3 separate regions of the Homo sapiens genome follow, and regions 2 and 3 are each linked to region 1. Evidence: chromatin loops called from intact Hi-C (ENCODE). Cell type or tissue: Caco-2. All regions are shown on one strand. Links, peaks and the distances in the headings refer to the core of each region. The heading gives the core; the rest is flanking DNA. Region 1 holds the start of COCH (cochlin). Region 2 overlaps SCFD1 (sec1 family domain containing 1). Region 3 overlaps SCFD1 (sec1 family domain containing 1).

Region 1 (10,863 bases), core at 2,725-7,724:
AGTTTCAGAGAACCAAAATGCTTATCCATTATATCTTCAAAGGATCATCAAAAATGTATTTAGTAGTTTTTCAGTTCCTTGGTAAGTGTCCGGGCATTCTGACTGCAAATAATTCAAGTTTCTATTGCCATCATCTGTCAGTAAGATTGTCTTCTATTCACCCAAATTTGGCTTCAGTGGGTACTTGACCCCTCAGTCTAACCTACAGTTTACCTCTATAGGTCAGCTTTAGTCTTGATCACAGGTTTTTCCATCAAGGTTAAAGAGGCTGAGCTAAAAAAAGCAGAAAACGTTTGGGGGGTGGGAGAATATTACAGAATGAGAACAATAATTATACCTACTAGTTACTGTGAAAGAAGCAGACCATCTAGAAAGCATTTGAGACTGGATGCCATTGGCATCTACTGAGGAATAGTTTTCTCGACCAGGTAGGCTATAGACTCGTACAGGTCCCCCTGAGTTGCTGATTACTCCCCTGTAACACAAGAATAGCAGCTGAGATGCTATCCACACTTTTTCAGGGCATCCCACTGACTTATAGTGCCATGTTGTATCTATTGCTTTGATTAATCAAGAAAATAGCTCATCAGGGAAGTCATCTAAAGATTCTGCTTTATTTATTTATTTATTTGATGGCGTCTCGCTCTGTAGCCCAGGATGGAGTGCAGTGGCGCGATCTCGGCTCACTGCAACCTCCACCTCCAGGATTCAAGTGATTCTCCTGCCTCAGCCTCCCAAGTAGCTGGGATTACAGGCATGCACCACCATACCTGGCTAATTTTTGTATTTTTAGTAGAGACAGGGTTTCACCATGTTGGCTAGGTCTCGAACTCCTGACCTCAAGTGGTCCATCCGCCTCAGCCTCCCAAAGTGGTGGGATTACAGGTGTGAGCCACCACTCCCAGCTGCTGCTAGCCTTTTAAAAACTTGCTTACACAAGAACAAAATTTGCCTGGAAAAAAATGGTTTTGTGCTGTTGAACTTCTTAAGTGTTGATAAGAACACATTTGTAATATCCCATTACCCACAACTTAGAAATTCAGAGCACCAAACAATTTTCCTAAGATACTCACTTTAGCTACATGCCTTTGGACTGAATTTTTTTAGAAGTATTATACTGGCTATTCTACTACAGGATAGCATGGCACTTGCTAACAATAGTCACCTTGGGCAAGATACTTGACAACTCTCTGAGTTCAGTTTCTTCATCTGTAACTGGAGTAAAATTCTACCTACCTTGTAGAGTTGTGGTGGAAGTTAAAACAATAGGTGGCACATAGTAATAACTCAGTAATATATCACATGATTAGGAATGTTTTGGAATCATAGCAATCTAGCCATCAAGAGGTAATGCTATTTGCCTTTTGTCAGAAAGCTTTCCATGTGTATTTGGTGTTTCAAGTATATCCAGGAGAACCGTGAAAATATATCCATTTTCTGTGGCCACAATGGCAACAAAAGAAAGAATGCAGGGAGGAAAGGGATCCAGATGGGTAAAGCAGGAAAGGAAATAATCACGTCTGCATTTCTCTCCCACCCTGGTGTGTTTGGGCTTACCTGTGGACAGCAGCCCCACATATGCTCGATACAGAAGCATATACTATGTTCCCATACACAGAGAATTCCTCAAGAGGGCAGCCCCCTGGGCAGAGGACATCTGCTTTCTCTTTCCTGATGTCCAAGCCTCTGGTAAAACATGTGATAGCAATGGGAGCTGAAGAAAAAGGAGATAATATTGTAAGCATTCTTAGGACTTCTTGGGGCATAGTGGTGGGGAGACTACAGTGTGAGATTTAAGTTTTACTTCCCTAATTTCTACACTTCTAGTTATGACTATTGACTTATATACCCTTCCATACCATTCCAGATTTTGGCAAGCCACAAGGTTGTTTTCCAATTTAATATAGTCCCCAGCCACTATAAAACTCTAATGTGAAAGTTCTGGGTTTTTATTTCGTTTTTGTTTTTGAAATGGGGACTCGCCAAGTTGCCCAAGCTAGGCTCAAATTCCCGAGCTCAAGTGATCCACCTCCAACTCCCTAGTAGCTGGGATTACAGGTGTGCCACTGTGCCTGGCTTCTCAGTTCTTAACCAGGTTGGAAATACATAATTGGAACTATATCTGAACTAGAAAATAAAAGTCATTTAATATTAATTATAGAAATATAAAAAATCTTGGCTGGGCGTGGTGACTCATGCCTATAATCCCAGCACTTTAGCAGGCCAAGACAAGAGGATTTGCTTGAGTCCAGGAGGTCAAGACCAGTCTGGACAACATAGCAAGACCTCATCTCTTCTAAAAAAAAAAAATTTTTTTTAAATGGCCACACGTGGTGGTGCATGCCTGTACTCTCCGCCACTGGAGAGGCTGAGGTGGGAGGATTGCTTGAGCCCGGGAGTTCAAGCTTGCAATGAGCTATGATTGCATCACTGCACTCCATCCTGGGTTACAGAATAAGATCTTGTCTCCAGAAGAAAAAAAAAAATTTTTAAATCTCAACTTTGATGACGCTATGTACACAGTTGCTTGAGGTAAAGATAGTAAATCTGGATTGAGCCTTTGTGGAACATTTTCATAGACATGTGCACAAATCAAAGCCATCCTTTCCTTCATAGGACCATTTATCCTAGTTAGCCTACAAATGCAGATCCTTAAACTCACACATTAAGGAAGCCAACAAAAAGATGCTTAGATTCACAGAAAGTTATCTAACTTGATTGTTCATTTTATAGATGAGAAAATTAAAGCCGTGGGGTTAATTTGCCCAAACAACATTCTACAACTCCCGAAGGACAGAAAACAGAAAAGTGAATCCCTTCAGAATACAGCATTTTTATCTTAATTGAACCTGATTATTTCTGCTCCAGATCTGTCCAGTGAGATTTATCAAGCAGCGGATGCATTTTTAGAAAGCACTGTTAATATTCTCAAGTTTTACACTGTCAACCTAACAAAGAATCAGTTTTTACTATAAATGATGCTAGGAAGAGACAAGCTCTTGGCAACAAGTAACAAGATAACATAATACAACATGTTAATTTGTGAATTTACTGTCGATACTAAATTGAGATTAATGTTATTAAATGCTATTTTTCAAACATGGGAAGTTGTAGTTATCCAAACCTTTTTAAAACATATATTAATTTTAAAAACCTTTTTTTTCCAAGGCAGAGGAATACTTTCTGGCCATACTGTCCAACTGAGTACCTTGCCTGTGACAAGCACCCTCCTCTGTGCCCTTTGTGGTGACAGGTACCTTACATTCCATGGAAGAGAAGGAAGGATGCAGGCGCAATGCCCATTTCTTAGCTCTGAAGCAGTCTAGAGAGCTGAGAGGTTAAAATCCTTACCCCTAAACAGCCTCATACCTATCATCAAACAGCCTTAATCCTTCCTCCCATTTTCCGCTGAGATGGGGGCGGCATCGGAATCCGGTGCCAAGACCGACCGCCTTTAGTTGCGAACACTGACTTTTGTTAAGTAGAGCGGGAGAAATACAGCCATGAGGGATACTTAACCCTCATTCCTACTTTCAAGGAAAACAAACGGTAGCTCTTAGGAAAGCGTTGCCTTTTACACTGGAAAATACACCAAACCACACACCCATACCCGGACCTCTACACGTGGTACAAACTTTTTAAACTCTCTAGCGTGTAGAGTGAGACCGCGAGTGCTTCTGATTATAGGGGTTACACCTAGAAACATAGCTAGCGAGTCAAACAAGGTGGGACAGCGACGTTCGCCTCCCTCTCTCTCGGCTACGGCAACCTGAAGTCGGGTCTGGGCGGCTTCTCCTCCACCCCCAAACGCAGCAGAGCCCAGGACTGGTGCGCTCCTCGGTGAGGCTCAAGGAGTCCTCCTTCCTCGACCTCCTGCTGCCGGCGCTCAGCGGGCCCGGGGTCTGGGGCTGTGGGTGGGCCTGGAGGAGGCCTTCTTCCTAGTGCTCTTGGAGAACGTCCCCCCACTGGACCCCAGGGGCCCCCTACCATGGGAGAAACAGGTGAGCAGGAGCAGATCGGCTGCAGGGGTTAACGCGGGCGCGCCACGCGGCGGCTCAACCTTCGCGCCTTCCTCCTCAGGCGGTAGGGCTGAAGCCCAAGGGGCTGGATCTGAGTCCCGCTTGTACCCGCTGGTGCTCAGCCCCTGCGACCGCCTGGACGCACCCCAGCTCCCCCACTCACCGGCTCCCTCGCTGCCCGCGGGCCCCGGCAGCAGCAGCAGACACACACCTGCGAAGAGAGAAGCGTGAGGGCTGGCTCCAGCCTCCACCCAGCGGAGCAAGGGGCCGGGGTCGTGAGGGGCGCGCACCCACCGAGGCCGAGAGCCGGGATCCAGGCTGCGGACATGGTGACTGATAGGCTGCTCACACCTGGGAGAGAGGGAGAATGCGGGCAAGGCCAGGGTGCGGGAGGCCCCGCGCGTCACCTCCTCAGAGCCCCGCACCCTTCGGATCCCCGGGCGCGGCGCAGAGGAGAGAGGACACAGACGACCCGCTGCTCCAGGCCAGCGCCCCTCTAGGTCTGGGAGGCGCCTCGGCGGCAAATCGAGCGAAGCCCAGGATCGGTGTGCAACCCCGCACCGCGGGGAGGCGGGGGCGCCAAAACGACGACAGACAGGCTGGGAGCGACAAAGAAACAGGGACAGAGGCGTCAGGGATCCCTCGCACCCGCGCCCGCCGCCCGGGGCTCCGCACCTGCTCGAGATCCACCCGGCTGCGCCCGAGTGCGGAAGGCAAGGCCCCCGCGGCCGCTATAAAGGCTGGGCCGTGCGCATGAGCACTGTGCGGGGGGCGCGGGAGGAAGCGCGGGAGCCGGTCCCCCGGGGCCCGGCGGCGACTTCCAGCTCCGCCTTCGCCCCCTGCCGGCCCCGGGGTGAGGCCGGCGCGGAGGCGCCTCCTCCAGCAGCGCAGGCTCGGCCACCTGGACGCGGCGCCAGTCCCTAGAGGGGCACGAAGGTCCCCGTGCCGGCGTCTCAACGAGTGTGGAGGGCCGGCGGCCCCGACGGCGGCAGCAGCGGCCTCGCCAGCCCTGCTCTGCCGGGACCAGGGCTGCTGAGGCAGCGGCGGCCGCTACCCGCCCCACCCAGCGAGGCCTGGAGCTTCTGAGAGCTGTCAGGTCCACGCGGCCTGAGAACCGAACTTCTCAACTTGGTGCTCTCGTGGAAAGAGTTCCTACTTCTGAAATAAAACCACCCTAGGTTTGGTAAACGCATGCCGCGTTTTTGTTAGAAACCCTGTCAACTGACTGCTAGCTCGTTGGACCTTAGGGATTCGGCCTTGCGCCTTCGTTTCTGCTGGAGTCCTACTTTCCCCAGTGGTTCAATTTGTGCTCCTGCCTAGAGCCACGCGTGTGAGACAGCCCTGACCCCAGCAGCCGGTACCTTTGCTTCTTTCTCACCTCAGGAAGAATTTATGCCTGATTGCCTTTCGAAATTCCCAGACTTGGTGTCTTGTGACTGCACAGAATCTCAGATTTGATAATGTGTTCTCCTTCTCCCCGCACCATCCTGCTAACGTTTTACAAATGGAAATGGAGAAGGAGCAGAATTCTTGAGGAGTGTTAGTGACAGGCGACCTGCATGGCAGCGGAAGAACCAGACCCAGGCCCAGACGCTAACCTTTCTGGTACAATATAAACTTTTTCAAATAGCCTTATTTAGTTACAATTTACATGCCATAAAATCCATCCGTTTTGAGTGTACAGTTCAATGATGTTTAGTAAATTTTCAGAGCTGTACAACCATCACCACAAGCCAATTTCAGAACAGGTTCATCCTCCCCAAAATGATCTCCTCGCCATTGTCAGTCAGTCTCTTCTCCCACTCCTAGTCCTAGGCAATCACTAACCTATTTCCTGTCTCTATAGATTTTTCTTAGTGGTCGTTTCTTATAGATGGGATTATACATTGTGCGGCTTCCTTCACTGCACAGAATGTTTTTGAGGTTCATCCATGAGGCATTATAGAACAGTACTTCCTTTCTTTTTATTGTTGAAAAGTATTCCCATGCCATTTTATACTGAGAAACAAATACACCACCATCACCTGGAAGTCAACTAGTGTAGTAGTCTTAATTACAACTATCTTCCTGATTGGAATGACTTAGTATTTGTATCAGGCAACTAAGGAGTGTTGATTTCATTCCCTTTACTACCTGAATGTCTTCTGGAGGGAAAGAGACCAAATAACATTTGAGGGCTGGGAGGTTTTTGATGTTTATTTTCATGGCTGCTTTCAAGATTTACTCCCTTCCCTGGTATAGAGAATTACCCTTTTCTTAGAAATCCAGTAATCTAGCCACTGCCCCTGATATTTTCCATGGGAGAAATTTCAAGCCTCAGGACAATTAAAGCTGTCTTTTCCATTATTGTTTATTGAGTGTCCTCAATCAGGGTTGGATAACCTCCCCTAATTAGGCTGGACAAATTGTCATGATGCTATATAATTAGGAAGAGTCTGTACGCTGGAAAAAACCTGCCACTTCACAGCTCAGCAGGCAGGTCCCAAATGGCCAAAGGGGTAGATGCTATTCAGAGCCCCCACAGGGCACTGGCAGCCCTCCTGTGATGTAATTTCAGTGAGTGATTTGGCAGAGTCAAAACTATGCAGCTATTTCCATGACAGACCCTGAGTCTGTAACCATTAAAAAATAAAGGAAATACCTCACTGAATTTCATGGTTGTTTACTGAGATTCATCTTAATTATTTTGTTTTGAAACATTTAAGAGAAGTTACTCTGTCTTTACTATTTTTTTCTTTTTGGTAAGGCCAACCAAGGAGAGTGGAAGAGTGGGGTTTAGACTCTCATTCTTAGCTAGTTTGTAGTTCATGCTCACCATAAGTATATTAAAGAAAAATATCTGAATTTAAGAGGTAATTGCCTCTGCTTTGGAAATATCTGAAGAGAGTCAAATCTAGGTATATTTGACTTAAAAAGACAAATTGTTAAAATGACAGAGTTTTGTATTCAGTTGGGTGATATTTTAGGGTAATCGTACTCCTAGGATGCCTGGTTAATCCTGCTTTATTATTTTTTTAAATATTTTATTTTATTTTATTTTATTTGAGATGGAGTTTTGCTCTTGTCTCCCAGGCTGGGGTGCAATGGCGCTATCTCGGCTCACTCCTACCTCTGCCTCCCAGGTTCAAGCAATTCTCGTGCCTCAGCCTCCTCCTGAGTAGCTGGGATTACAGGCACGTGCCACCACAACTGGCTAATTTTGTATTTTTAGTAGAGATGGGGTTTCACTATGTTGGCAAGGCTGGTCTCCAACTCCTGACCTCAGGTGATCCACCTGCCTTGGCCTCCCAAAGTGCTGGGATTACAGGCGTGAGGCCCGGCCTCATTATTTGTTAATTTTTAATTTAATTTAATCTTATTATATTGTTATTAATTACTATTATTAGAGACTTATTCTCACTCTGTCATCCAGGCTGGAGTGTAGTGGCACAATCAAAGCTCACTGCGGCCTCAAACTCCTATGTTCAAGAGATCCTCCCACCTCACCCTCCTGAGTAGCTGGGTCTACAGGTACACACCACTATGACTGGCTCATTTTTTACTTTTTGTAGAGAGGTAGTCTCATTATTTGCCCAGGCTGATTTCAAACTCCTCACCTCACGTGATCCTCCCGCCTGGGCCTCCCCAAATGTGGGGATTATAGGCATGAGCCACTGCGCCTGATTTTATCCTACTTTAGTGGGAAGTATTTGATATTCAAAATTTAGATGAACTCCGTGTAGAGCAGTGGATTCCTGTCTGGGCTGCACGTTGGAACTACCTGGAGAGCTTTAAAAATACTCATGCCTGGGTCCCACCCCAGAGATTTTAATATAATTGGTCTGGGCTGGGGCCAGGGCATTAGAATTTTTAAAAGCTCTCCAGGTGATTCTAATGTGCAGTCCAGGTGCTCAGTGTTAGAGGTTAAGCTAATTCTGCTAATCTTTCATTCTTCTTTCATTATCTTTTCGTTAAAATCCAACTTTAATATGCCTACTGCATTCCCCTGATAAAAAATGGAAGCATTTTCTGGCCTGATGGTTGTTTAAAAACAATCCCTAACAAAAAGATTGAAAACTCAATTTCAAAAGTAATTTTCCCTGGGAATGCTGCACAGTCACATTTCTGACTTTGTGCAGAATGCGCTGGCATTGTTAGGGAAATAAGCTGCCTCTAACACTGATACCTGGGTGGCATTGTCAGGCTTCAGGATGCTGCTGATGGCCCTAAAAGAGTTTCTCAAGGATGGCATAGTTACCTGATGGGATTTGGCTTGTGCTTACACAGATAAAACTCTTAGTTTATATAGGCTCTGTCTCTGTTCCGTTGTTACCTAGGTATGAATCTGCCCCTGAAGTTTTCATATTTTTGTTGTTGGTCTTTTTTTACTTTATTTTACCTTTTAAAGGAGTATCCAGTCCTGTTCTATCCTCTATACCATTTAAGCTCCCCGGTAAACTTTTACTTAGCCAATGTAATGCATAGCAACACGGTTTTATTTCGATTATGGTGGCCTCAAAGCAGCTGTCCCCAACCTTTTTGGCACCAGGAACTGGTTCCATGGATGATAATTTTTCCACGGGGTTGGTTGGTGGGGGGCGGATGGTTTTGAGATGAAACTGTTCCACTTCAGATTATCAGGCATTAGATTCTCATAAAGAATGTGCAACCTAGATCCCTCGCATGTGCAGTTTACAACAGGGCTCGAGCTCCTGTGAGAATCTAATGCCACTGCTGATCTGACAGGAGGCAGTAATGCTCACTCGCCCATTCACTGCTCACCTCCTGCTGTGCTGCCCAGTTGCCAACAGGCCACAGACTGGTACCCACCTGCGGTTGGGGAGTTGGGAACCCCTGCCTTAAAGTGAGTTTGTTCAGTTTTAGGAAGTGTATGTTTATCCTGCAGTATCCTTTAAGTTTCTATGATAGATTATAGAGCAGAAGCAGCTTGGGAACTCTTATCACCTATATTATTAAACCCACATTGATGTTTATTCTATATCTAGTTTTTCTGATTCTTTTCTGTTGTTCACATCTTATGCTAAGCAAGTATATTTATCTAGCCTTTCCATTTTTGATGATGTCTAGCAGGAGAATAAATGTCTACAGCCTCAGAGGAGTGAAAATTAAAAAGTTGATTCAGAGATATCCCTGTGACTATGAGATCTCAGTTTCCTCTCCTATAAAGTGAAGGGGATTAGACCAGCGATTGGAAGAGACTTTCCTCTGGTCACATTCTGTGACTGGCAAGTGCTCCCTGGGTATATATAGGCTCTGGGGGCTGTGCTGTCTTCCAGGGTTTGGGAGGCATTAGGAAACACTGGCTGTGCCAGCTGGCTCCCAGCTGTCCCAGGACTTATCCTTTCTTACTCAAAGTCTCTTTTTATTCACCTCTCACTGCTAAACTATGGCCTGGCTCATGTTTGTCCCTTATTTAACAAGAAGTAATGAGGTCACATTTTCACTGGAGTGCCACTAGGACTTCCTTCCTAAGAGAGGAAGCTGTGATGGGAAACATAAATCAGTTCTGCAAGGCTTGGCATTTATCTCATGTAAACTCATCAGAGGCAAGGATCTTTCTACCTTTTGTTCATTGCTGCACGCCTACTCCCAACAAAACTGTCTAGCACACTATATGTACTCAAGAAATACTTGTTAGATGAATGAATCAATCTCATTCTGTCTTGACATTTGCTACCTTATATTGATTTTTTAAAGATTTTTATTTTAGAAGTTTTATGTTTACAGAAAAATTAATAAGATAGTACAGTTTCCAAACCTAGTTCCCCATTATTAACATCTTATACTAGTATTGTACAGTTGTCACAATTAACAAACCAATACTGATACATTATCATTAAGTGAAGTCCATATTTTATTCAGATTTCCTTTTTTTTTTCTTTTTTTTTTTTTGAGATGGAGTCTTGCTCTGTCACCCAGGCTGGAGTGCAGTGGTGCGATCTTGGCTCAATGCAACCTCCACCTCTCAGGTTCAAGCAATTCTCCTGCCTCAGCCTCCTGAATAGCTGGGATTACAGGCATGCACCACCACACCCAACTATTTTTTTTTTTTTTTTTGTATTTTTAGTAAAGACAGGGTTTCACCATGTTGGCCACGCTGGTCTCGCACTCCTGACCTCAGGTAATCCGCCTACCTCGGCCTCCTAAAATGCTGGGATTATAGGCGTGAGGCACTGTGCCTGCCCGATTTCCTTATTTTTCACCTAATATCTTTTCTCTGTTCCAGAATCTCATCCAGGATACCATATTATATTCAGTCATCGTGTCTCATTAGGCTCCTCTTAGCTGTGACACTTTCTCAGATTTTCCTTGTTTTTGATGACCTTCACAGTTTTGTGGAGTACTGGTCTGCTGTTTCGTAGAATGTTCTTCAATTGGGATTTGCCTGATGTTTTTCTCATTATTAGACCAGGGTTATTGTTTTTAGGAGAAAGACCACAGAGGTAAAATGACATTCTTGTCACACCATGTCAAGGGTATATACTATTGACATGACTTATTACTGTTTTTTGTTTGTTTGTTGAGATAGAGTCTCATCTGTCGCCCAGGTGGAGAACAGTGGTACAATCTCAGCTCAATGCAGCCTCGACCTTCTGGGCTCGAGCAGTCCTCCAACCTCAGCCCCACAAGTAGCTAGGACTCAGGCGCATGCCACTACCCCCAGCTAATTTTTCTGTATTTATTTTATAGAGACAGGGTTTTTGCCATGCTGCTCAAGCTGGTCTCAAACTCCTGGGCTCAAGCAATCCTCCTGCCTTGGCCTCCCAAAGTGCTAGGATTACAGGTGTAACCCATCACACCTGGCCAAGTTAAGGGCTTAAGAAGCTTACCCTTAAGGAGTGGA
Region 2 (10,863 bases), core at 3,347-8,346, 220 kb after region 1:
TTTTCCCAAGTTAGAGCAATCAGTAGAGCCAGAGAGAGTTAATGTTAACAAAATAATCTCTGGATAATATAGGCAATACCTATTTATGCAGACTTGCAGTTCACAGGCAAAGAAAAGGAAAGTAAAATAAAAATATCTTTTATTTTGGCAAGAATTTACTATCTCAACTCTAAATGCTATTACAGCAATCATTAAACATCTATTGTTTCAACAGATGTACTTTGGAGTCATAAACACAATGCCAGAATTTTCATATTGAGGTGACACACTAAGGTGAGTCTTCAACTTCCACTATCAAATTAACCAACAAGAGAAATAAAATACAAGGGAGAATCTATTTAAAACTAGGGAACACATATAAATACTTCTTGATAACGATGGAAGTGAACAGAACTAAGGGATGTGAGGAAGAGGAAAGGAAACTACCCATTGGCTCCACCAACATCTTCCACAGCTTTGGCTTCCATCCTCGCCTACATTAAAGAAATGTCCCATCAGTCATTTGAAGATGAGCACACCTATATTGTCTCATCCTTGCACACAAACCTAGGGAGAATTCTCATCTCCAAAAAGAAGCATTTTCTCTGGAGAAAATCTTCATCTTAGGAGTTAAATAGTTTGGGGAATAGGGTTGACACCAATGAGAGAAGAAATGATAAAGAAAATGTTTAATGCACATGAATACATTTGTGTGTATTTTCTCTAAAGCAGGCAAATATTCCTCCTGTAAATCACAATTATTTCTTTCATACTTAAGATTTTAATTGTAAAATAAAAGCTGTGAGTTTCATCACTTTTTGCCAAAGGTGGGTAAAAGACAAAATATGATCTTTAATATATTAAACAGAAGATAGAATTCTAAGACAGGAATAAGGATCATTGCCTTCATAAGATAAATCAACAGACTAATATATCAGGGTTTCAATACCTATAACAGTTTCAATTGGATTTAGGGAAAATTAAAGCATTATGTGAAAAATTTATTTTTCAAAGCTCATCCCTAAAACTAATTTCCACAAGAGAAAATGTTAAAGACTAGACACCTAAGCAAAAGGGAGTTTAAAACTTATTTCTACTCTTCCTAAATGCTTCAAAACCAGTTTCTGTTCAACATTTGATAAAGTGGTGATAATGCCTCTAACGACACAATTTACAGAAGCTCCTAGAGACTGTAATTCTATTTCTTACGGAGACATCAATTATACACAACCAATAAACAATTTCCTACCCTCAAAGAGCATGGATAACTATGGAACTCAATGAGAAGAGATCAGAAGCTTTACTCTAGAGAACGAGTTACACATCAGATGTTATTTGACATCCATCACTCTACAACAGATACATATATATTAAGATGGGCTTCTAGCTAAAATGATATAAATGTAAATTTATAATGGCACAGCTGTCCTGAGTGGCTGAAGAAACAAAACTCCCAGTCATGGTGATGATATGTGGTTTTAATCCATCTAACAATTTAAATCCAAATATTTTCTGCTTTACATAACAGTCATCTGGTTTCTTTGGTTCACACAAATCAGTCTCTCAAACGAAACTCGAGTAGAGCAAGGATTAAAACATGTTTGTTAGGAAGAAACAGGAAGACTCAGCCTTCCATTGATGCTTTCAAATTGTGTGCAAAGTCAACAGTCACTAATGTAATTTTACAATTTCACAATGCTACTTGTTATTAAAAAAATGGGTTCTTTAATCTCAGAGAATGAGAAAACTGGAAGATGCTGTCTTTTTCGCCATGGAAAATGTCTGGAAGCAAAAGTATCCCAGTAGAAATAAACAGCGCTAATAGCCCAGACTGTGGTATCCACTATTTGTTACTCAAAGGAACCAGAGGCTTTTTGAGAAACGGATGCAGCCAGGTCTGAGGCAGAAAATGAATATGATTAGCTTAGGATATTTTTCATACCAGGAAGCAAAGAAACTATCAAAGACTGATGGGGTTATGTCAAGAAGCTATCAAGGCCAACATGATAGGCCAAAAACGAGATAATTCAAGCATCAAAATGAACAACTGTAATAGTGTAAAAACATCTCAAATATAAAAATCTGTTAGTTCATAAAATGATACTTAAACAAATGACTTTATTGATTGTCTCTGCAAATTACTAGGGTACTCACTAATTCTGAAAATTGACAAAGGAAGACAAGCATTTGTCCTAAGTAGGTGATAAAAAAAAAAAGTTATTTATATAAGCATGTTGGCTAAAAAGATGGAGGAGGAATAACAGAAAATCACCATTTGCCATCAGTAATTAAAATAAAGAGGCAATAATTATCAGTGACATTTAAACCTTTAGGTAAAAGATTTATGGAGAACCCTTAATGGATGGATCATGCTGACAATACCTGAAACTACTGATCAATCTGTTCACTAACATTAGGACAAACAGACATTATGTACCTCCTGATGTAATAAAACAGAAACTAAAGAACACTGCTAGTTAAAGTGGCCTTGACAAAGAATTGAATGAGATCTAATCAATTTCCACAATCAATTAGTTTACAGAAAGTATCGGGAATACAAAAGGATACAATCAGCCAAATGCCAAAATGTAGGAAATTCTATAGAAAAATGACCTAATTCTTTCAATCAAAAAATGGCAATTAAAAAGAAGTGAGGAGGGAGGAACTGAGAGATTTAAGAGCCATATCAACTAATGCCATGTATAGATGTATTTCTGGATCCTTATTTGAACAAGCCAACTGTAAAGAAGCATCTTTGAAACAATCAATACAGAGCGGGTATATCACCAGGAAATTATCATTAATTTTGTTGCGTAAAATTATAACTTTAAAAAATAGATACATGCTGAAGTATTCATGCTTAGATCATATAATACCAGGGAAGCTGAACAATGTAAACATGAGTTCATTACAGTATTCTCTGTATTTGTGTTATTTGAAATATTCCCTAGTAAAAGTTTAAAAAATTTTATTCATACCAGAACCTAAAAATATGAAGTACAACCCACAATCGTTTTGCTCATCCATACTGGACAAGGAACAATAAATACTATGACCAAGAAAAAAAAATCTTTATTATTTTATGCCACTGAGGTTAGAGGGTTAGACTAAGTAGCACAACCTAACCTATCTTAATTCAGAGGCCAAGGTATTCTTTACAGCATCAGCAATATATTTGGGAAGCTTGTTCATTTTTATTAAAGCAGAGCTGTTTACAACCCTAGGACTCATGAGCTGGAACCCTCCCACCCACCAGATACATTGCCGGCCATATGCAAACATTTCTACCAGTCTTCATGTGATAATTTCAACTCATAAGCAATTCATTCAATCTCTAAAAGTAGTAAAGAATTTGGGTCTTATGATTTAGAATTGCACTGTCCAATACAGTCGCCAATAGTCACAGGTGGCTACTGAGTACCTTCAATGTGGTTAGTCTGAATTGAGATGTGATGTAAATGTAAAATATATAAGACTTAAATATGAAAAGAAAACATCTAATATCTTAAATTATTAATTGATTACATGATCCTATATTATGTTGAAATGCAAATATTTTGAATATATTTGATTATAAAATATATTATTAAAACTTTGTAAAATGTTCCATCATATAGACAAATGTTATACAACTAGAATATAAGGCAAAAAAAAAAAAAAAAACTATAGCAGCTACAGTTAGATCAGTAAATAGTACATACTCTTTTTCTCCCTTAGATTAAATAAAAATTCAATCCAAGTTCAGACACAGCAACAAATATGGAGATATACTGAAACACTGCTATTTTTAAAAAGTGAATGAAATCAGGGATATCTTTTGGGCTTTTACATAGCCTACAGACCTTCAGTAGACACTTCCTATCAAGTACAGTAAAATATATATTTGCTTGGATTAAATGAGTAAAAGTTTACATTACACTTTTGACTTTTAGGCAAATGCTTGAAATTAGGCTACATAGTGCTGACCAAGAGGTTTTGTGTTAATAAAGATTAGAGGATCAAAGAATGTCAACCTTGGACCCAAAGCATCAATCTTGAACTATATCTAGGCACCTGTTACATTGCAATCACACGTCTTTAAGGAAATAGGTGTTCCTGAAGTGCTTCTCTTATAACCTTAGCTAGGTGCATTAGCTATAATCTTAGCTAGGTGCGTTAGCTCACGCCTGTAATCCCAGCACTTTGGGAGGCTGAGGCAGGTGGATCACCTGAGGTCAGGAATTCTAGAGCAGTCTGGCTAACATGGCGAAACCCCATCTCTATTAAACATACAAAAATTAGCCGGGCATGGTTGCACATGCCTGTAGTCCCAGCTACTCAGGAGGCTGAGGCAGGAGAATCGCTCGAACCTGGTAGGCAGAGGTTGCAGTGAGCCGAGATCGCACTCCTGCACTCCAGCCGGGGCGACGGGGCAAGACTCCATCTCAAAAAAATAAATAAATAAATAAAATAAAAAATAAAAAAAATGCTTCTCTTACAACCTTTTAAAAAATACATATTTATTTGGAAACCATTTTTTTTTTATTCTTGACTGGAAAAAAAGGTAAACTTTAATTAAAGTCCCTATGTCTATTAGTATAACTTCCGATTTAATGTTTCAAATAATAAGAGTCAGTAGCAGAGGGTGAAAGGTACAAAAAGAGAACCTAAGATTTGAAAAAATAAAGGCCAAGTAAAAAAACAGAGATAAAATAATGTCCATCCCTTTGACTGAAGTCCACAGCTCTGCAGCTGAACAATCAAATCCACCTCTCCTGCAACCAAGATATAATAAAAAAGAATCAGGGCTTCTAATTACTAATTTTGCTTCTTATATCCCAATAAAAGGAGATGGGCACTGCAAAGTTGCTTTTTCTTTTTTTTTTTAACCAGAAGTGTGTATTTCCCGTTTAAAATGAGAAAAATCATCTTTCTGACACAGAGGGAAGCTGTGTGAATTTTCATAGTTGTTTGTAAGTTCTAATATATAAACAATTATCAATGGTGCAGATTTTCAGGCAAAGACATTTAATATAAAAAGTAAACTGCAATTTTAAGTTAACATTTACTATTTACTTACTCCATCTTGTGGAGGCAAAGGGTATAATTATTAAGCGTTTTAAAAGCTCTGAAGACCTTCAAAAGTAGCAGGTTTAGCAATCAACAAAAATTTTTGTGATTATAATTTATGACATCTCAGTTATAGTTTGTTCATATCCAGAAACTGCATTAAGATTAATAAACAGAATTAAGTCATTTTAAGTTGCATAGTTAATTATAACCAACCTCTTCAAAGATTCCCAACTTTTTATGTGAAGATTAAACAAAAAAACTCTACCATCTACTTTCACCACCTTTTATTTTTAAAAGGATATTTTCACTTCAAATAGTAGGAAATAAAAATTGTATAAAGGCCAGTATAAAAACACATTTCATAGTCCTTTTTATTCTCATCTCATTCTGAAACAGTGAAAACCTCATCAAGGACCAGTATTATCCTTGTTTGGTTTTAGGGAATCTCTGCCCTAAGTTATATTTCCCAATTTCCTCTTCTGACAATGGAGACTGAGTCTACCCTTTTTATGTTGCAATTATTTGTACATGTGTCTTATCTCCTGTACTCAAAGCACCCTGTACTTTAATTTCCTCCATCCAGGGGAATGAAGAGGGAGCCCAGGGACTCTTAAAGTTCAAGAATTGGAAAGGATCCCTAGACATCTCGGTGTTTTAGATTGCCTTAACACCAACACCACTGGCAGGTGTGATGAGGCACCCGTGATCTGTATGCTATGCTCTTATTAAGACACTTGCCCCTTGCTCCTACCCAACAGTAAGGGCCCCACCAACCAAATATGATTTGAGACTACCAATACTATCTTATTATGCCCATTAATCCCTGTACAACTCTTTAACCTCCAATCCCACTGAGACCCCATCTCCTATTCTTACCCTACTCTAGAAATCCTGTCATCACTTCTGGAACCCATACTCAGTCATCAGCAAAATCTCCTATTCTGAACATCCTCTCTAAACTTTCCCTGTTCTTTCTTGCTCTAATTGAACTCCAACTGGCTAACCCCTGGAGCCTTCTCAAATGGGAACCTGATTTTTTTTTTTCTTTAACCTCTCACAGCTCATACCACTGGATCTGAGACTGGAATTAGGTGTCTTCCTTGCTACTCCCAGACTCTTTACTTGCCCTCTTTCCTAAAACTAGCTTTGAAACTCATGTTGTCAGCCTGTAACCATGGTTCTCAATTGGGCAATTTTGCCCCTTTCTGCCACCCGGGGTATAATTGGCGTGTGTAAGACGTTTTGATTGTCACAACTGAGGGAGTTCCACTGGCACCTAGAGAGTCAAGGCCAGGAATGATGCTAAACATCCTACAATGCACAGGACAGCTCCCCCTGCCCCCCAACAAAGAATGATCAGGTCCAAAACGTCAATAATGCCAAGGTTGAGAAATCCTGGTCCACAGTGCTCACTAATGCCACCTGCAGGACGCTCTTATCTCCTGCATCATTAACTTCGCTGTTTGGATCATTCCCATTAGTATACAAACATGTTGTAATTTCCGTCATTTAAAAATATTTTCTGTCCGGGTGCAGTGGCTCATGCTTGTAATCTCAGCACTTTGGGAGGCTGAGGACCAGACTTTTTTCCTGAACTCCAGACTCATGTAACTACCTACTCAACATTTACATTTTGATATCTTAATGGGCACCTCATTTTTTTTTTTTTGAGACAGGGTCTTTACTCTGTTACCCAGGCTGGAGGACAGTGATGTGATCACAGTTCACTGTAGTAGCCACAACCTGTTGGGGATCAACTGATCCTCCCACCTAAGCCTCCTGAGTAGGTGTGCCACCACAAGTCACTAATTTTTATTTTTTGTAAAGATGGTGCTTCCTTATGTTGCCAGGCTGGTCTTGAACTCCTGGGCCCACGTGATCCTCCTGCCTTGGCCTCCCCAAGTGCTGAGATTACAGGTATGAGCCACCATGCCTGGCCGGCATCTCACATTTAACATACCCAAAACTAAACATCTGATCTTCCCTGGGGAAACTGCCTTTTCCATCCCACTAAACAACAACGTCTTGCCATTTGCAAAGGCTAAAACCTTGGAGTCATCTTTGAGTTCTCTCTCTCTCTACATCTAACTCCCACATCTAACTTATCAGCAAATCCTATACTCTACAGTCAGTATAAAAAACACAGCCCTTACCATTTCTGTCCTGCTATAAGCTGCTATCATCTCAGCTAAGATAACTGCAACAGCCTCCTAACCGATCTTGCTCTTCCTGTGCCCCCAAGGAGTCCATTTTCAGTATAACAGCTAGAGTGACAGTCTTCAAATGTATATTAGAATCCCATGTGGTTCCCCATTTCCATCAAATTAAAGTCAATGGCCTTTACAATCACAATACAATCATATACTATAATCCCTAGAGTCCTGTATTATATTGCTTCCTGGGTCCTATTTATTTAACCTTTTCTCCTGCTTCTCTTCCCCTGCCTCTCTTCATTGTAGCCATCTGGCTGCCCTGCCATTTTCCAAACATATTAGTCATCCTTCTGCTTATGTTCTTTTCCCACATAGCTATATAATTCACTACCTTACCTCCTTTAGATCTTTACTCAAATGTCATTTTATCAGTGAGAACTTCCCTGTTTTAAAATTTCACTCCTGTTCACCATTATCTACTTTACTGTCTTTCAGGGTATCTTCCACCTTCTGAAATGCTGCAAGTTTTATTTTCTTTATTGCCTGTTTCCCCTACTAGAATGTAAGCTCTAGAAAGACAGGAAAGCTATTGTTTTTGTTACTATTGAAGCCAGGGTTTAGAAAGTGTGTTAAAGAGTAGGCACTCAAATATTGGTAGAACTGAATTCCTCCTCTCCCACCTCTTACTTGACCTCCTAAAGCCTGATTCCATGTTCTACTACTTAGGGTTTAATTTAAGAGTCCCTTTGATTCTTCTTGCCCTGTCTACTGAATTAAAGTTGACTGCTATTTCTTCGACACTCATCCTAGAGTCATGGCATAGAAGAATGGCCAATTTCCATCAGTAATTCTAAATCTGATTTATTTAAATAAACACTTTAGAGCCAATATCCAGGTTTTAAAGAAATAAACCAAATCATCTATTGCATGTCTTTCATTTCCTTTTTTTTTTTTTTTTGAGACTAGGTCTTGCTCTGTCACCCAGGCTGGAGTGCAGTGGCACAATCTTGGCCCACTGCAACCTCCGCCTCCTGGGTTCAAGCAATTCTCAAGCCTCAGCCACCCAAATAGTTAGGATTACAGGCGTGTGCCACCACGCTTGGCTAATTTTTGTATTTTCAATAGAGACAGGATTTCGCCACGTTGGCCAGGCTGGTCTTTAGCTCCTGGCCTCATGTGATCCGCCTGCCTTGGCCTCCCAAAGTGCTGGGATTATAGGCATGAGCCACTACACTCAGCTTTCATTCCCTGTTTATATGACATGTTGGGCAGTCTTTACTATCATGATATGATTATATAGTGTAATCCCTAGAGTCCTGAGCTAGGAGTTAGTAAACTACAGTGTTAGTTTTAACAAAGCCCATGATTTGAGTTCAAATTCTTTAACGTCTGTCTATCAAATAGAGACTATTCTGGCCTGATTACATAGTGTCTCATAGAGAAATTATTTGTGTACCTATTTTCTTTCCATTGTCTTTGAAGACTGAAGCCGTGTTTTATCACCTGTGTATGTCACATGCTAAACACAACACTTAGCAGCTAAATTTACATATGCATAAATACAAATTTTTGCTATAAGCATAAAATCAGATATGTGGAATTACTTCAGAAAACATATGGTGTAACATAAAAAATACTATTTTTTTTTTAACGTAAAATGAGGTTTAACTGACTCCCAGAGAAAAGGGAGAAATTACTGCTTTTCTCCTAAGGGAGAACACATTTATTTACTTATTCGGTTAGAAAATTAAAAATAAAACAAAATAATCCATTTTCTTCAATTGTTTTCTTTTCCTTCTTTTCCATGGCCAACAAAACCACTACTTTACCCTATAAAGATCATAAATTTGAAACTAAACTTTAATGCTTCACATTTTCCAGCATCCACACCCAGTAATACCAAATCCCATCACTTGTTTTGTTCATAGGTCTCAGTTCCATCCTTCTCATTTTTGTTTCTGTAGCCATGATGTTAATTTTAAATTAAAGGGAACACTGCATGTTACTATATTTCAGTAATAAGTGCTGCATTTAGTCTCTTACCAGTACATCGTGCACCAATGCTTGATATGTCCAAGTATGATGTAAAGGAGTTGCCAAATCTATGTTTCTGTCAACAAGGACTAATAAGGGCCTCTGGAAGCTGTAAATATACATATAAAAAAATTACATAACTCTTGATACCAGTGTATACATCTAAAATATTCTACTACTTTCCAGTATATGCCATTTTGATATGAATAATAGTATGCTAATATTGACAATTCCTAATACTTTGTTTTTTAGTATATGTGCTGCTGAAGCAAGCACCACAATACTTTGCTTTTTGTTGAGACAGGGTCTTGCTATGTCACCCAGGCTGGAGTGCAGTGGCGCGATCATAGCTAACTGCAGCCTTGAACTCCTGGGCTCAAGCAATCCTTCTGCCTTGGTTTCTGGAGTAGCTGGGACTACAGGCATGCACCATCACACACCTGGCTAATTTTTAAACATTTTTATAGAGACGGGGGAGGCTGGCTTTTAAAAAACAAATTTAACGTGGTCACACAATTACAGTAATGCTTTGGACTAGTTACAGCTTGTGTATGATGCCAGATTATAAATTTTACTTAGGAAACTTTATTTTTTTTTTTGAGACTCTGTCACCCAGGTTGGAGTGTAGTGGCACAATCACAGGTCACTGCAGCCTTGACTTCCCAGGCTCAAGTAATCCTCCCACCTCAGTCTCCCAATTAGCTGAGACTCCAGGTGTGCACCACCACTCTTGGCTAATTTTTAAATTTTTTTTAGAGACGGGGCAACTAACCACATTGCCCAGGCTGGTCTTGAACTCCTAGGCTCAAGTGATCCTCCCACCTTGGCCTCCCAAAGTACTAGGATTACAGGTGTGAACTATCATGCCCTGCCAGGAAACTTTAAGGAAAAAAATCTATATAAATATTTCTAAAGAATAATTTTTGTGGTTAGCAAAATAATAAGCTGCTTCTACTCAGAAGTTTTTGATGTTTCTGTAAAAAAAGGCAATAAGGAATAGTTATTGTCAGCTTCAGGGAAAACAAAGAGTAGGAGCTTATAAATTTACACAAATGTTTGACAGTTTCATAAATTATAATTTTTTTCCTATAAACACAAACTCAAGCAGACTCTGGAGAAGAGCCTCAAAAAACGCTATACCACTATAATATACAAAATGAAAACATAATGCCATAATGGTACCTAATTATATTATTATCCCCTTAACAGAGAAGGCATATGATACCTCATGTACTGTTGCTCCATTATTACAATTTAGATGTGAAATAAAGTACCACCGAAAGCAAATTGAGGCACAGTCATTTGGTTATCATGTGTCTACAGAAGTTTTAGAGATCTGCTTTAGAGGCACTATCATATCAGGAGTACGCACCACTTTTCAAAAGGCATCACTATCTGTTTACATATTTCCTTTCGCAATAGAATTAACTCATTACACTCTTCTGGGTATAGGACAGTGGATTTCCTAACTGCATTGACTCGGGGATAAAAAGTCAGAGTGGCACCCTTGCGATCTACTATGATTTACCAGAGCTAGATGGAAGGTAAGGGAGGATGGCCTACCGCAGGGTTTCTTAACCCTAGAACTGCTGACATTTGGGGCTGGATAATTTCTTGTTATAGGGGGTTGTGGTGTGCATTATAG
Region 3 (7,515 bases), core at 2,516-7,515, 150 kb after region 1:
GGGACGTATCTCAAAATAATAAGAGCTATTTATGACAAGCCCACAGCCAATATCATACTGAATGGGCAAAAACTGGAAGCATTCCCTTTGAAAACTGGCACAAGACAGGGATGCCCTCTCTCACCTCTCCTATTCAACATAGTGTTGGAAGTTCTGGCCAGGGCAATCAGGCAGGAGAAAGAAATACAGGGTATTCAATTAGGAAAAGAGGAAGTCAAATTGTCCCTGTTTGCAGATGACATGATTGTATATCTAGAAAACCCCATTATCTCAGCCCAAAATCTCCTTAAGCAGATAAGCAACTTCAGCAAAGTCTCAGGATACAAAAATCAATGTGCAAAAATCACAAGCATTCCCAAACATCAATAATAGACAAACAGAGAGCCAAATCATGAGTGAACTCCCATTCACAATTGCTTCAAAGAGAATAAAATACCTAGGAATCCAACTTACAAGGGATGTGAAGGACCTCTTCAAGGAGAACTACAAACCACTGCTCAACGAAGTAAAAGAGGACACAAACAAATGGAAGAACATTCCATGCCCATGGATAGGAAGAATCAATTATCCTGAAAATGGCCATACTGCCCAAGGTAATTTATAGATTCAATGCCATCCCCATCAAGCTACCAATGACTTTCTTCACAGAATTGGAAAAAACTACTTTAAAGTTCATATGGAACCAAAAAAGAGCCTGCATTGCCAAGTCAATCCTAAGCAAAAAGAACAAAGCTGGAGGCATCACACTACCTGACTTCAAACTATACTACAAGGCTACAGTAACCAAAACAGCATGGTACTGGTACCAAAACAGAGATATAGACCAGTGGAACAGAACAGAGCCCTCAGATATAATACCACACATCTACAACCATCTGATCTTTGACAAACCTGACAAAAACAAGAAATGGGGAATGGGTTCCCTATTTAATAAATGGTGCTGGGAAAACTGGCTAGCCATATGTAGAAAGCTGAAACTGGATCCCTTCCTTACACCCTATACAAAAATTAATTCAAGATGGATTAAAGACTTAAATGTTAGACCTAAAACCATAAAAACCCTAGAAGAAAACCTAGGCAATACCATTCAGGACATAGACATGGGCAAGGACTTCATGTCTAAAACACCAAAAGCAATGGCAACAAAAGCCAAAATTGACAAATGGGATCTAACTAAACTAAGGAGCTTCTGCACAGCAAAAGAAACTACCATCAGAGTGAACAGGCAACCTAAAGAATGGGAGAAAATTTTTGCAATCTACTCATCTGACAAAGGGCTAATATCCAGAATCTACAAAGAACTCAACTTTACAAGAAAAAAGCAACCCCATCAAAAAGTGGGCGAAGGATATGAACAGATACTTCTAAAAAGAAGACATTTATGCAGCCAACAGACACATGAAAAAGTGCTCATCATCACTGGCCATCAGAGAAATGCAAATCAAAACCACAATGAGATACATCTCACACCAGTTAGAATGGCAATCATTAAAAAGTCAGGGAACAACAGGTGCTGGAGAGGATGTGGAGAAATAGGAACACTTTTACACTGTTGGTGGGACTGTAAACTAGTTCAACCATTGGGGAAGACAGTGTGGCGATTCCTCAAGGATGTAGAACTAGAAATACCATTTGACCCAGCCATCCCATTACTGGGTATATACCCAAAGGATTATAAATCATGCTGCTATAAAGACACATGCACAGGTATGTTTATTGCGGCACTATTCACAACAGCAAAGACTTGGAACCAACCCAAATGTCCATCAATGATAGACTGGATTAAGAAAATGTGGCACATATACACCATGGAATACTATGCAGCCATAAAAAAGGATGAGTTCATGTCATTTGTAGGGACATAGATGAAGCTGGAAACCATCATTCCCAGCAAACTATAGCAAGAACAAAAAACCAAACACTGCATGTTCTCACTCATAGGTGGGAAATGAACAATGAGAACACTTGGACACAGGAAGGGGAACATCACACACCGGGACCTGTAGTGGGGTAAGGGAAGCGGGGAGAGAAAGCATTAGGAGATATACCTAACGTAAACGATGAGTTAATGGGCGCAGCACACCAACATGGCACATTTATACACATGTAACAAACCTGCACGTTGTGCACACGCACCCTAGAACTTAAAAAAAAAAAATGCCTTTCGTAACAGCATAAAAATATACTCTGAAGACTACAAAATATTATTGAAAGAAATTAAAGATATAAAAGGAAAACATCCCCTATTCATGGACCAGAAGCCTTAATTAACATTAAGATGAAAATACTCCCCAAACTGATCCAGAGATTTAACACAGTCTTTGTAGACATTTGCAAATTCTAAAATTCATAAAAAATTGCAAAAGACCCAGAAAAGCCTAAACAATAAAGTAGGACTCACATGTGTCCTGATTTCAAAAACATACTAAGGAAGCCATGATGATCAACACAGTGTAATACTGGTGCAAGAAAAGACCTATAGATCCAAATAATGGAATTGAGAGTTCAGAAATAAACCCATACACATCAAGTGATTTTCAACAAGGTTGCCAAAAAACCATTACATGGGGGAAAGAATAGTCTTTTCAACAGATGGCAGTGGAACAACTGGATATGCAAAAAGATGAAACTGGATCTTCATACCATATTTTAAAATTATACAATTCTTAGAGGAAAACTCAGGGTCAAATCTTTATGACCTTAGATTTGGCAAAGGATTCTTAGATATGCCACGAAAAGCCCAGGCAACAAAAGAAAAAAAGAGATACACTGGACTTCGCCGAAATAAACTTTTGCACTTTAAAAGACACCATCACAAAAAGAGAAAAGACAACCCAGAGAATGGGGGAAAAAATCTGGAAATCATGTATCTGATACGGGATTTGTATCAATATTACATAAAGAATTCTTACAACTCAATCATAAAAAGGCAAAATAACCCAATTAAAAATGGACAAATGGACAAAGGGGCCAGGCGTGGTGGTTCAAGCCTGTAATCCCAACACTCTGGGAGGCCAAGGTGGATGATGGTGGTGTGCACCTGTAATCCCAGTTACTTGGGAGGCTGAGGCAGGAGAATCGCTTGAACCCTGGAGGCAGAGGCTGCAGTGAGCCAAAATTGCGCCACTGCACTCCAGCCTGGGTGACAGAACGAGACTCCGTCTCGGGGGGAAAAAAAAAAAAAAAAAAGGGACAAAGGATCTAAACAGACATTTCTCCAAAGATATACAAATGGCCAATACACATGTGAAAAGATTCTTGACTTCGTAAGTCATCAGGAAAATATAGATAACAAAGCAAGTGTTAGTAATGAAGTGGAGAAGTGAGAACCCTCATGCACTGCTGGGGGGAATGTAAAATGGTGCAGCTGCTTTGGAAAACAGTCTGTAGTTCTTCAAATGATTACAGTTACTAAGTGACGCAACAATTCCACTCTTAGGTATATACCTAAAAGAAGTGAAAACATACATTCACACAGAATTATGGTGGCCATTATCTATGGTTCCACGTGGACAGCAACAGGTCTTGTCTAGAATACACACTCATTTGGATGTGTATACCTGTTAGCTGCAGGAATCACCTTTAACATTATTAGAGGCCGCAGCAGAAACAATTTCAATTTAGACCTCCTACTTATATATCATTTGATAAAGAAACTCACTTTACTGCAGGTGCAGTTCAACAATGTGCTAACAACCATTATCTACCACAGACTAACTTATATACCTTACCAAACACAAAGTATTGGAGCAAATGTTTGAAACACTTTTCAAAGTGGTAATGAGAGACAGAGTTGCATGATGGAATGTGTGTCAAAACATAAAAGGCATGAAATTAAAGGGGGACTCAACACTAAACAGATTATAGAGATACTTCAGGAAAAATAAGGGAGGGGTGGAGTAATAACACAGGAACTGATAACAATTTCCTCCATATTTCTGAACATTTTTCTTTTTCTCTGACTGATCATGTAGAACATGGATATGGATTACATTTACAAGCTCAGGAAGACGGATCAGTTGCAAACATGACATGAAGATAATACCTCTAAATATAACTGTCTGAGGAATGATGGAATGGACTGTTTTTATTTTCACCTATCTAAGCTTGGAATTAATGTTTTTTTTTCATCTTTCCTCACATGTGGACAAGACAGTCCTATAAACTTGTAGTTATCCACCTCAACATCATGTGACTGGGAATGGACAAAGGGGAAAAGCACTGGCCAGTCTCACATTGCTGTCAGCTCCACAGGTAAGTCCTCTTGCCGAATGTGATGGTCTCCTAACTCAGGGATCAAGGTCTGGGTAAAAAACTAACAACAGGAGAAAGGAGGAAAAGTCTTTACTCTCAGAAAGGGAGCCAATAAATGAATAATGCAAAAAAGAAAGGTAACATTATTTTGGTATCTCGTAAGAGCCTGGGAGCAAGAGAATGCTCTTAGCTATATTTACAGATGCCCATAAGACCTGATGAAATTGTCTCCTTTATTTGAAGCTGTCTAAGATGGGTTGCAGGAGATTTAATAATTTAATCTGTAGAATTTTGTCTGAATCTTGATGATGCTAATAACAACATCTTGAGGATAAACACAGAATAATTCTAATGCTTGCCTTTTGGCTCCCATTGGTTTTATCTATTGTAGAGAACCACTTTTGGGAGGCAAAATTAGGACACGTTGTCTCTGAAATGCACACAAACGATTTTGTTGAACAACGAAGTCACAGACCACCACGTAACTATTAAACGCAGTTATGATTTGTTAAGAAAGGTGTCCAGAAACACAGACATAAAATAACTGCTGCATTTCCAACTACTCATAGTAACATGTGCTCTAATGCCTATGTACCTTGTTTCTGTGGGCGGAAGGCACTAAGGTTAAAAAAATTCTTAGTACTGAAACCAAGTAAAGGATAACTAGGTGGGCTTACACACTTATAGCCCTGATCTTTTGCTGAGAATAATTACTACTCATAAGACACTGTCTCGGGGAACTGAAAACTTTTGTCTTCCCTCGCCCGCCATCTCTCAAAAGGTTCCTGAAAGATTTTGGATCCAAAAGGTATATTCAAACTATATTCAAGCAATAAAAACTCAATGGCAACAACTTATTTAATGGTTAAACCAATTTGGGCAGAAACACTGGCACAGTTCTATGAGTCCTATGGTAAGCCCGATTTGCCTTTAATGAAAAGAGACATACTGAGCAAGACGACTTAATGACCTACTGGTTGTTGACAAGAAATGTTATTTCAGGAGGAAGGGAAATGGTGGCAAGCAGCCTGGAAAAATGATAAAACAAACTCAACAGTTACATAAAGATGGGAAGACACATGTACCCAGACTCAAGAAGGATTAAGTACGCTCCTCAATTAAAAGCCAAGGTAGTGCAAGGAAAATGGCCTGGTATCTTGGCAGAGCGAGCAAAAAGAATGAATTTATGGGAAACTTATGGTGCCTCAGTCAATTACAACATTTTGGTATATAAGCAAGAGCTGATTTTGTTGAGAAAGATGAGAAAACATTTAGTAAGCAATCTAAATCATAATGTAATTGCTACTTGGTGCAAATGGTATCATTGGTGAGGTTCATATGAACACATCCTATGACCAAATGAATGAGCAAATGTATAAGGAAACTGAATTAAAATCCCTACAAGATGGTCTTCTGGTAAAAGACTAGATTATCAGAGAAATAACTAGATTAATAATTGTTATAAAATTTCACAAAACTCAACTTTCTGTGGTAGAAAGAGGTAAAACTGTCAAGCTTGTACATGATTAAGAACAAGTTTTCACTGGATTATCTGGTAAACTGCAATTTTTTTAAAAGTTATAATCTACTTCAGTAACTACAAATGATTAGTATTTTGGTGTTTATCTTCTTGTTTTTCTGTTATATAATGTAAAAGATGCCAAAAGAAGAATGATGACAAGTGATTTAAAAAGCTTAACCAAGGGTAAGAGCGTGTGGAATGCGTAAGTGTCTATTGCAACCATGTGTTTATCCCCGGGAACACCTGGAACCAGTCATGTTGCTAACTGTTGGCCAAACCTGAATGAAATGTTCTAACTAGTGATGAATATAGTCCTGTGCTAGAGTCAAGACTAGGGGGCAACTTGTACTAGCTTGTCAGCACCGTTTATAGAGACGGTTTGCATCTGGTTTCTGTCATATTCCCTTGGTTTCTGCTTTTGAGCCTGGTCAAGCAACTTAATTTTTGCTATGAAACTAGAGGAGTACTAACCATTCCCACTTGAAAACTGGCACAAGACAAGGATGCCTTCTCTGACCACTGCTATTCAACATAGTATTGGAAGTTCTGGCCAGGGCAATCAGGCAAGAGAAAGAAAAAAGATATCCAAATAGGAAGACAGGAAGTCAAACTGTCTCTGTATGCAGATGACATGATCCTATATTTAGAAAAGCCCACACAGTCTCAGCCCAAAAGCTTCTTAAGCTGATAAACAACTTCAGCAAGGTCTCAGGATACAAAATCAATGTGCAAAAATCACTAGCATGCCTATACAACAGTAACAGTCAAGCAGAGAGCCAAATCAGGAAGAAGCTCCCATTCACAATTGCCACAAAAAGAATAAAATACCCAAGAAAACAGCTAACTAGGGAGGTGAAAGATCTCTACAAGCAGAACTACAAACCACTGCTCAAATAAATCAGAGATGACACAAACAAATGGAAAAACATTCCATGCTCATGGATAGGAAGAAGAAATAGCATTAAAATGGCCATACTGCCCAAAGCAATTGGTAGATTCAATGCTATTCCTATTAAATCACCACTGACATTCTTTACAGAACTAGAGAAAACTATTTTAAAATTCATATGGAATCAAAAAAGAGCCAAAATAGCCAGGGCAATCGTAAGGAAAAAGAACAAAGCTGGAGGCATCATGCTACCAGACTTCAAACTATAGTACAGGGCTATACAGTAGCCAAAACAGCATGCTACTGGTACAAAAACAGACCTACAGACCAATCAAACAGAACAGAGAACCAAGAAATAAGACTGCATACCTACAACCATCTGATCTTCGACAAACCTGACAAAAGCAATGGAGAAACGACTCCCTATTCAATAAATGGTGCTAGGATAACTGGCTAGCCATATGCAGAAAACTCAAACCGGACCTCTTCCTTACACCACATACAAAAATCAACTCAAGATGGATTAAAGACTCAAATGTTAAACCCAAAACTATAAAAACCCTGGAAGACAACCTAGGCAATATCATTCTGGACATAGGAATGGGCAAAGATTTCATGACAAAGATACCAAAAGTAACTACAACAAAAGCAAAAATTGACAAATGGGATCAAACTAAAGAGCTTCTACATAGCAAAAGAAATTATCAACAGAAAACCTATAGGATGGTAGAAAGTTTGTGCAAACTATGCATCCAGCAAAGGTCTAATATCCCGCATCTATAAGGAACTTTACAAGAAAAAACTACCCCAGCCCAGATACGGTGGCTCACACCTGTAATCTCAGCACTTT

The links. Hi-C counts contacts between places; a loop is a spot of excess contacts. Peaks named below come from ENCODE experiments on the same cell type or tissue, not always from the same donor. Only the 100,000 strongest peaks of a DNase experiment are listed, where the experiment ranks them.
Region 2: it touches region 1 in a loop (3-fold over the local background); 2 of 110 quality-filtered maps call a loop at or near these places.
Region 3: it touches region 1 in a loop (4-fold over the local background); 2 of 110 quality-filtered maps call a loop at or near these places.

The regions. Positions count from the first base shown.
Region 1 is chr14:30,868,423-30,879,285 of GRCh38, reverse strand. It overlaps COCH (cochlin), which reads right to left and starts at 4,727. Exons shown (of 12, transcript NM_004086.3): 1 at 4,695-4,727; 2 at 4,314-4,370; 3 at 4,183-4,230; 4 at 1,558-1,714; 5 at 342-475. The coding sequence starts at 4,347. COCH-AS1 (COCH antisense RNA 1) reads left to right here. Exons shown (of 5, transcript NR_038356.1): 5 at 2,734-3,107. RefSeq lists a silencer at 4,646-5,165. In Caco-2, for the core only: a CTCF peak has its summit at 4,864 (motif pointing left); DNase peaks (open chromatin) are centred at 4,125 and 4,875; H3K4me3 peaks cover 1,880 bases.
Region 2 is chr14:30,651,953-30,662,815 of GRCh38, reverse strand. SCFD1 (sec1 family domain containing 1) reads right to left here. Exons shown (of 25, transcript NM_016106.4): 10 at 9,228-9,327. Among named protein-coding and RNA genes, the nearest start is that of SCFD1, 35 kb to the right of the region's middle. In Caco-2, for the core only: CTCF peaks have their summits at 4,991 and 6,435 (motif pointing left); no DNase peak of the experiment used is centred there.
Region 3 is chr14:30,724,513-30,732,027 of GRCh38, reverse strand. The region is part of intron 23 of SCFD1 (sec1 family domain containing 1); the gene reads right to left. Among named protein-coding and RNA genes, the nearest start is that of SCFD1, 110 kb to the right of the region's middle. In Caco-2, for the core only: no CTCF peak of the experiment used is centred there; no DNase peak of the experiment used is centred there.